2 separate regions of the Homo sapiens genome follow, and region 2 is linked to region 1. Evidence: read pairs that join two places in POLR2A ChIA-PET (ENCODE). Cell type or tissue: B cell. All regions are shown on one strand. Region 1 overlaps AKAP13 (A-kinase anchoring protein 13). Region 2 overlaps AKAP13 (A-kinase anchoring protein 13).

What was found. ChIA-PET counts read pairs that join two places held together with the same protein. Peaks named below come from ENCODE experiments on the same cell type or tissue, not always from the same donor. Only the 100,000 strongest peaks of a DNase experiment are listed, where the experiment ranks them.
Region 2: POLR2A ChIA-PET joins it to region 1 with 9 read pairs; 2 of 35 experiments call an interaction of 5 or more read pairs at or near these places.

What each region holds. Positions count from the first base shown.
Region 1 is chr15:85,518,892-85,522,891 of GRCh38, reverse strand. It overlaps AKAP13 (A-kinase anchoring protein 13), which reads right to left. Exons shown (of 37, transcript NM_007200.5): 3 at 1,317-1,464. Among named protein-coding and RNA genes, the nearest start is that of AKAP13, 140 kb to the right of the region's middle. In B cell, no CTCF peak of the experiment used is centred here; no DNase peak of the experiment used is centred here.
Region 2 is chr15:85,630,649-85,634,648 of GRCh38, reverse strand. The region is part of intron 8 of AKAP13 (A-kinase anchoring protein 13); the gene reads right to left. Among named protein-coding and RNA genes, the nearest start is that of LINC02883, 130 kb to the left of the region's middle. In B cell, no CTCF peak of the experiment used is centred here; no DNase peak of the experiment used is centred here; H3K27ac peaks cover 429 bases.

The sequences.
Region 1 (4,000 bases):
TCATAAGCATGATGGAAAAATACTGAAATGTGGCTAAGAGGAGAGATGATTAGCAGAAAACAGAAGAAAAGCCAGGTACTAGGTAGGACTACAGGGCCAAAGCAAAGGGGTCAGGAATGATTTCTGAGGATTCGGACCAAATTAGAGGAAAGGAGCAGAGTCTAATACCCATTCTGCTTGGCTTGGGTAGGCAGGGCAAGGGTACTTACATAGACATATATAAAGTGGTACTAGAATCAAAGTCAAGGGAAGAAATGTGAACTAGAGCTCAGAAAGGGAGGCTGAGGACAATGTACAAGGATCTGGTACAAACTTAGAGCTCCAGGCTGTCATACAAGTTCAGTGACTCTGAGAAAGTAATTGCCTGCTGCCCATCCTAATTTAAGGACCTTACCAGTAAAGGCATAAGGGCTTCCAGGTACATCCCTCTCCACCAATAGAACAGACTTTGTTGGGATTTGTGACTGAGGATCACAGTTAGGACACAGGCCATGCTTTTTGTATTTGCCTTTTCCCTTATATCTGCTTGCAGTCTCCTTGTATCTACTTATATGCCCTTTCTAGATATATATGCACACACAGGTATATAAACACACAGCCCTCGAACTTTAACCCTAAAGTGTTCCTATTATAGGAAGTATTATGTTTATAAAAATTACCTCAATTCCTTTCCTAATGAGAACTGAGTCACGGACTGATCGATTATACCTAGGTTAAGAAGCTGTTTCTCCCCATCACCAACACATAATAAATGTTCAGCAATGGTGATACTGGATGGTACCTGCTAGAGAGCAGACCTCAAGTTCCAGAAAAGCCTTTCTGATATGATATACATCACAGGAAACAAGATGACTGGAGCTGTGGGTTACAAGGAAGGATATCTAATACTCTTCAGAAAAGAAATCGGTATCTATGCTGACTACCTTCTTTTATTCCCTGTCCATAAAAATTTGGCAATAATATACCTAGAGACTCTCTAGAATCTTTAAATCCTTGAATTTTCAACATCATTTTTGCCAAGTAGGAGGATAAATACAGCTTTCAACTGTCATAATCCCAGTTCTTAAATAAGTTATAATTTACAGAATTTGGTAGGTGGCCGACATAACAGTAATATACATAAAATGGCACAGCAATAAAAAACTGGCAATCTGTTCCAATACCAGCAGGACCAGATATTCAAACTGCTTTATAAACTAATAAATTTTTTTATACTGTCTACACTTCACTCTTCCTGTCACTCTATACTCATAAACATCGAATAAAAGGGTTTAAGAACTAGGAAAAGCTAGTAAGGATCCCATTCAAATACTTACCAGGAGCAATGGTCTCCAATGTATCAGAACTGACCTTCCGAGTACTTGTACAGTGACGGAGGGTGGAACCCAAAAATACCAAGTAAAACACTACATCATCTTCAGCTTTGTCCTCTTCAGCAAGCAGCACTGTAACAACACAATCACCCTAGGAAAGGAAACAATATAGCAAGTTTACATTAGTAAGGTTCCTCTTCGCAGCCTATCTTTATCAAACATCATATTTAAGGGAAAATCAAATTTATCATCTAAACCATGCCCCCATTCTGGTAAGCTGAAACAAGTATAAAGATTGAGCACTTATACACCAGGCAATCATCTAGGCATTCACAATACAGAATGAACCTGAAAATAAGATCGCTCTCTCTTCTTTAAACTTACATTTTAGTGGAGGTCATTAGACAAGTAAGTTAATCAACAAGATGAAGGAAAACTTTACTTGATGAATGGGTTAAAAAGGGGAGGGGCAGGGGGAGACATAGAAGAAAATCCAAAAATAAGGCAGAGAGGATGGAGGGGGTATAATAAATGATCACATCCTTATACTCAGAATGCTCCTTAACTCCTGTGTTCCAGTTGACAATAATTCTCTAAATTCTATATCCCATAAATCATTACCAAGTCCATACATTCTCCAGCAACAGGCTTGCCTGGAAAGGGTAGAGTGCAAAGAAGACGAGCTTGGGCTCCAGCTTAAGTGCACAGCAGGCTACAACATCCAAGTTTGTGTTAAGTATATGCTATGATGTTTGCACAACAAACAAAATCACCTAATACCACATTTCTCAGAACGTATCCCCATAGTTTAAACAACACATGACTGTATAGGAAAGCTCCTGGAACATGTTCAACTCTCGGTCTATAATATTTTTAACCTATTTCAATAGGAGGCTGCTTTTCTAATAATTTGTATTTCCTGACCATCTGACATTCCTACTCTTCTTTATCCACCCCTACATTAATCCCATAAAATCAGACAAAAATCTTGAGCCAATAACTTTGTCTATGACTTTGCAACTACTAGAAGGTAAGACATCTTTGTCTTTCAGTTGCTTTTTTTTTTTTTTTTTTTTTTTTGAGACGGAGTTTCCCTCTTGTTGCCCAGGCTGGAGTGCAGTGGCGTGATCTCAGCTCACTGCAACCTCCAACTCCTAGGTTCAAGCGATCCTCATGTCTCAGCCTCCTGAGTAGCTGGGATTACAGGCACCCACCACCACGCCCAGCTAAATTTTTTTGTATTTTTAGTAGAGACAAGGTTTCGCCGTGTTGGCCAGGTTGGTCTCGAATCCTGACCTCAGATGATCCACCCGTCTCAGCCTCCCAAAGTGCTAGGATTACAGGAGTAAGCCACCGTACCCAGCCGCAAATACTCTTTAGTAGTTTTTATATATTGATTTTTTTTTTAAATCAAGGCCAGTGGCTAAATATATTCTATGAAATACAGTCCTAATTATTAGCATTCTCCCAATTACGAACTATATAATTCCTGTTGTAACCATAACAAAAGATTACAAAGCATCAAGGTTTAAAGCACTGAGATTTAATACTATATAAATCTTAATAATGCACTATAGAAAAATCAATCTAGAGAAGGCTGGGCCATTTTAGCATCATAATTAGGGGAGTAAATTCTCATTATGTACAGAATATTTTTCCTTTCGATTTTAGCAACAATTAAAGCCAACAAGAGAAACATACCACCCTGTGGTCACAATTTACTAAGCCCAGCAGCATAACTGAGCAGAAGGTAGTTTTTTACTAAACACTAAAAAGCAAAAATCATCAAGTCAAACCTAGGAACCAGGTCTATTAACAAACAATGCTCCAGTGGGTCCATGACTACTACGACTACCACAGTGGAGCATTCAACAGTATCCTAATCCAAGGAATATCACGGCTGGTAAAACAGAATTATCACTGACTTCAGTTACTACTCAGAATTAGACTTCTGTCTTGTTTATAAGACTCTCTCTTGGAAACATTTTTGAAAAGCTTAGCCTGGTAAAATGTGTAATCTTCTTTGGCATGATGCAACCAGTTAAAAAGATGTTTTTGCAGCGTGTATGAGAAGAGTCCATTTCTCAAGGTACTGAAATATCCTCACAGCCTGAAAAAAGTACAAATAAAAAGTTCCATCCTTTGCAGCACAGGTTGACAAACTATGACTAGGTTGACAAACTATGACCCACAAGTCAATTCCAGCCTCCCACCATCCCCTGTTTTACATTTTGTGGGGGCGGGTGTGGGGGTTAGGGTTAGGGAAGAAAGAAGGCCTTTTAATCCTTTTAATGTGAAAATTACATGAAATTCAAATTTCACTGTCAATAAATAAAGGTTTAATTGAACCCAACCCATTCATTTACCCATCATCCATGGCTAGTTTTGCACTACAATGGGCCATAAAAGGTAATGATTACGTGAGAACTTAGCCCACAGCCTAAATTATTTACTATCTGGACTTTTACAGGAAAAAAAAAAAATTCACTTTGATTTCTAACCTGGTATTCTAAGAATATATCTTCCTTTTCCAGATCAAGAATTTTGTCCTCATATGAGACCCAACATCTTGCTGGGAGACTCTCTGTGCCCCAAGATACTAGTGAAGTCTGGGCCTTCCTTTGGGGACAGAGGAGGTGGCTAATTATAGGCAGATGAAATCCTTTTAGCAATGCTTTCAATATGAA
Region 2 (4,000 bases), 110 kb before region 1:
ATATTTGTCAAGGCTCACCAAACTATAAACTTATATTGGTTAATTTTGTTGTATGGAAATTTATACCAGAATAAAGCTGAAAACAAATACATTCTCAAAAACAGAAGTATAAAATATAAAATAAATTTTAGTCTTCACAATTCCCACACACCTTAACATTATAACCCTTTAATCATTAAAACTGACATACTTAGATGTAATTCTAAATAATATGAGCAGAAATATCTAAACAAACTACTAAGTAGTTGTGAATATTTGTATGCTCAAAGACAGAAGCCTTGATTTTATTCAATAACCTCTAAAATATATTTCTGATCACTTTAGTGAGAATCTTAAACTCTTCTGCTGACAAAGATCAACAGTTTTACTGTATATGCTAAGTGGCATAAGGCAGAAAGCTAGAGACATTTTGTCAAATTATAACTGACAATAAAATGAATGAAAGGAATTAAACTGCTTGCAAATAACCAGGCAAACTAGAACCACATGAAACAAAACACTTTATCATTTGCTCTGTTCAGCTATTTTACTATTACAGAGAGCAAAAACAGCAAGAATCAGGGGCCATCAAGGTTTCAGTTCCTGGTGTGTTACAAAATGATGCCAAAAATTTAAAAGTAATCCTGAATGGAACTGAATCTTCAGCAGGTGCCCTGGGATTACACATATTTAAAAATATCCTTTCTGAAAGGTACTTTAAGGTATACACAATAAGGAAGTAACCACAAATTTTGTAACTTTACCAACACCCTATCCACATCTTTCAAAGAATTGAAACAACACATTTTCCTTTTTAAAAAAAAAAGGCCGGGTGCAGTGGCTCATACCTGTAATCCCAGCACTTTGGGAGGCCGAGGTGGGCAGATCACGAGGTCAGGAGATCGAGACCATCCTGGCTAACACAGTGAAACCCCGTCTCTACTAAAAATACAAAAACATTAGCCAGGCGTGGTGGCGGGCGCCTGTAGTCCCAGCTACTCGGGAGGCTGAGGCAGGAGAATGGCGTGAACCCGGGAGGCTCAGCTTGCAGTAAGCCGAGATTGTGCCACTGCACTCCAGCCTGGGTGACAAAGAGAGACTCCGTCTCAAAAAAAAAAAAAAAAAAAAAAAAAAGAAAAAAAAAGTCATTCAGAGAATTTTCTCTTAATTTCAAATGGCATTTCATTTGCAATGAGCCAAATTTTACTTACTGTGAAATAAGATTCTCTGCTAATAGAACCACTGTACTGCAATACAAAACTACACTTTTAAGCTGGAAGGGAAAAAATTACTCCCCCCCCGCCCCTATTATTCCTGTAATAAGAAGAGGCTGCATGAATACAGCAACAAGTTTAGTTTACAGAAATAAAAGAGCTCAGATGATTCTTTAGTGATAAGTAAAGAATGTGGAAATGAACTACTACGAATTACCATATTACTGTCTCTTACCTTGACCTTCAACAAGGGGCCAACAGTTTAGAAAACCCTATTAAAATTCTATTTCTGCCGGGCGCGGTGGCACATGCCTGTAATCCCAGCACTTTGGGAGGCCGAGGCAGGCGGATCACAAGGTTAGGAGTTCGAGATCATCCTGGCCAACATAGTGAAACCCTGTCTCTACTGAAAAAATACAAAAATTATCTGGGCGTGGTGGCACATGCCTGTAGTCCCAGCTACTTGGGAGGCTGAGACAGGAGAATCGCTTGAACCATGGAGTCAGAGGTTGCAGTGAGCCAAGATCACGCCACAGCACTCCAGCCTAGCGACAGAGCAAGATTCCGCCTCAAAAAAAAAAAAATTTTATTTCTTAGAATACTTTTCATTACCTTCTCAATACCACATGTCATTCCACAGCCAATGAGTAAAGTGAACATTATTTGCCTTGAATATGCAAGCAACTAAGACTCTCTATACTTTTCCTGTCATTTTAGGTACATGTGTTACATAAAGTGAGTTTCATATTTTACAAAATTATATACAATAAACACATACTACTAGAACAAAATTAAAGTTACATATCTTTAAGTAAATATGCTAATTTCTGAGTAACAGTGATGAGAACATAATAACAGTGATGAGAACATAATCATGTTGGAAAACAATTCTCCATGTCCCTCTTGCATTTCTGCAGGTTTTATCAGCAAAAGCCCTGATGGTCCTTTTATTCTAGACTATCTTTTCAAGACTGTTTGTATATCAAACACCCTTAGAAGATAAAAATACTGTTTCCTTCCGAAGCAAAGGGCAGGTTTGTTTCTGTCCAGTATTATAAAGATAATGTCTCAGTCAAGGGCAAAGGTCACACAGGCTTACTGTCCACTGTATAAAAATTCAGATTTCTTCAGGTTTAGATTTCTCAGCTGTGACACAGCATCAACCTGGACCCCTTCGTGTTGCCTGCATAGGGCTTAGGAAGCAAGGAGAACCAACGAGAAGGTGATGCTGATGCTGCTGGCTATGCAATGAGTAATACATTTACCTGTCTCTGACCCTAGAATGCCATGACTTCAGCCAGCACCCATGAAACTGTGTCAGGATGTAAGTTAACTTGCCAGCTTGCAAGTACGGAACAATTTCCGATCCACCACATTAACAATTAGTATATATTATATAGTATTAAAAATTTTACACACAGTGGCAGCCAAAAATCTCTTGACATGTTACACTTCTGTGGTGCAATCTCCTAATCTATTTTCAATTGGGTGGATATGTCTGAACGACCACAAAGAGACAACTTATATTCCTTTTAACTTTCCTGTAGTTTCCCAAATTTTCTTCAATGGTTATATATTTCTTTTATTTTTAAAAAATTTATCTTGATAAACTTATTTTGTAACAACTTCAGGCTGATACAAAAAATAGTATACATAAAAAGTAGAAATAACTTTAGTTTGCAAAGACAGCACAGAAAGTTCCCGTTTATCCCCACTCCCTTCCTCACTGGTTTCTCCAACGTTAACATCTTACATAACCATAACACAGTTGTCAATACTAAGAAACCAACACTGGTACATTACTATTAAGTAAACTCCGGACTTTATTTGGATTTCACTTGTTTTCCCATTAGTGTTCTCTTTCTGTTCCAGGATCCCATCCAAATCACCACATTGCATTTAGTGTGTGTGTGTGTGTGTGTGTGTGTGTGTGTGTGTGTGTGTGTGTGTGTGAGAGAGAGAGAGAGAGAGAAAGTGTGTGTGTGTTATTTTGCATTTTAACATCCTTATTGAGATGTAATTCACATACTAGAAAACTGGCCCATTTAACGTATATAATTCAATAGTACTAGTATATTCATAGAGTTGTGTAACCATCACCACTATGTAATTTTAAACATTTTTATCTTGACAAAAAGAAACCCTATATCCATTAGTAGTCATGCCTCACCCCCATCCCCTGTCCCCTAGTGCCTAGAGAGCCACGAATGTATTTCTATCTCTACAAATTTGCTTACTCAGGACATTTCATACAAATAGAGTCACACATTATTTGGTCTTTCATGCTGGGTTCTTTCACTTAGCAAAATGTTTTTGAGGTTCACCCATGTTGAAGCATGTAACAGTACTTTACTTCTTTTATTTCCAAATAATATTCTACTGTATGGATATATCCACATTTTACTTATCTATATGCATCAGTTGATGGAAATCTGGGTGGTTGTTTTTTTTTTCACTTTCTGACTGTGACGAATGATGCTGCTATGAACATTCAGAGTTTTTGTGTGGACATGTTTTCAATTCTCCTGGGCATACGCCTAGGACTGGAACTGCTGGGTTACATACATGGTAACTTTATGTTTAATACTTTAAGGAGATGTCAGACTGTTTTCCAAAGTGGCTGTACCATTCAACAATTTTTCTACATTCTTGTCAACACCTATTTTTGTTATCTTTCTTATTGTAGCTACCACAGTAGGTGTGACATGGGTGCTCATCCTGAGTTTCTTTTTTTTAATGGAAAAATCTATTTTAAAATCTATTGTTACTTTCTAGAAAAGGAAGATTGTGTGAAGATGTAAGGCTCG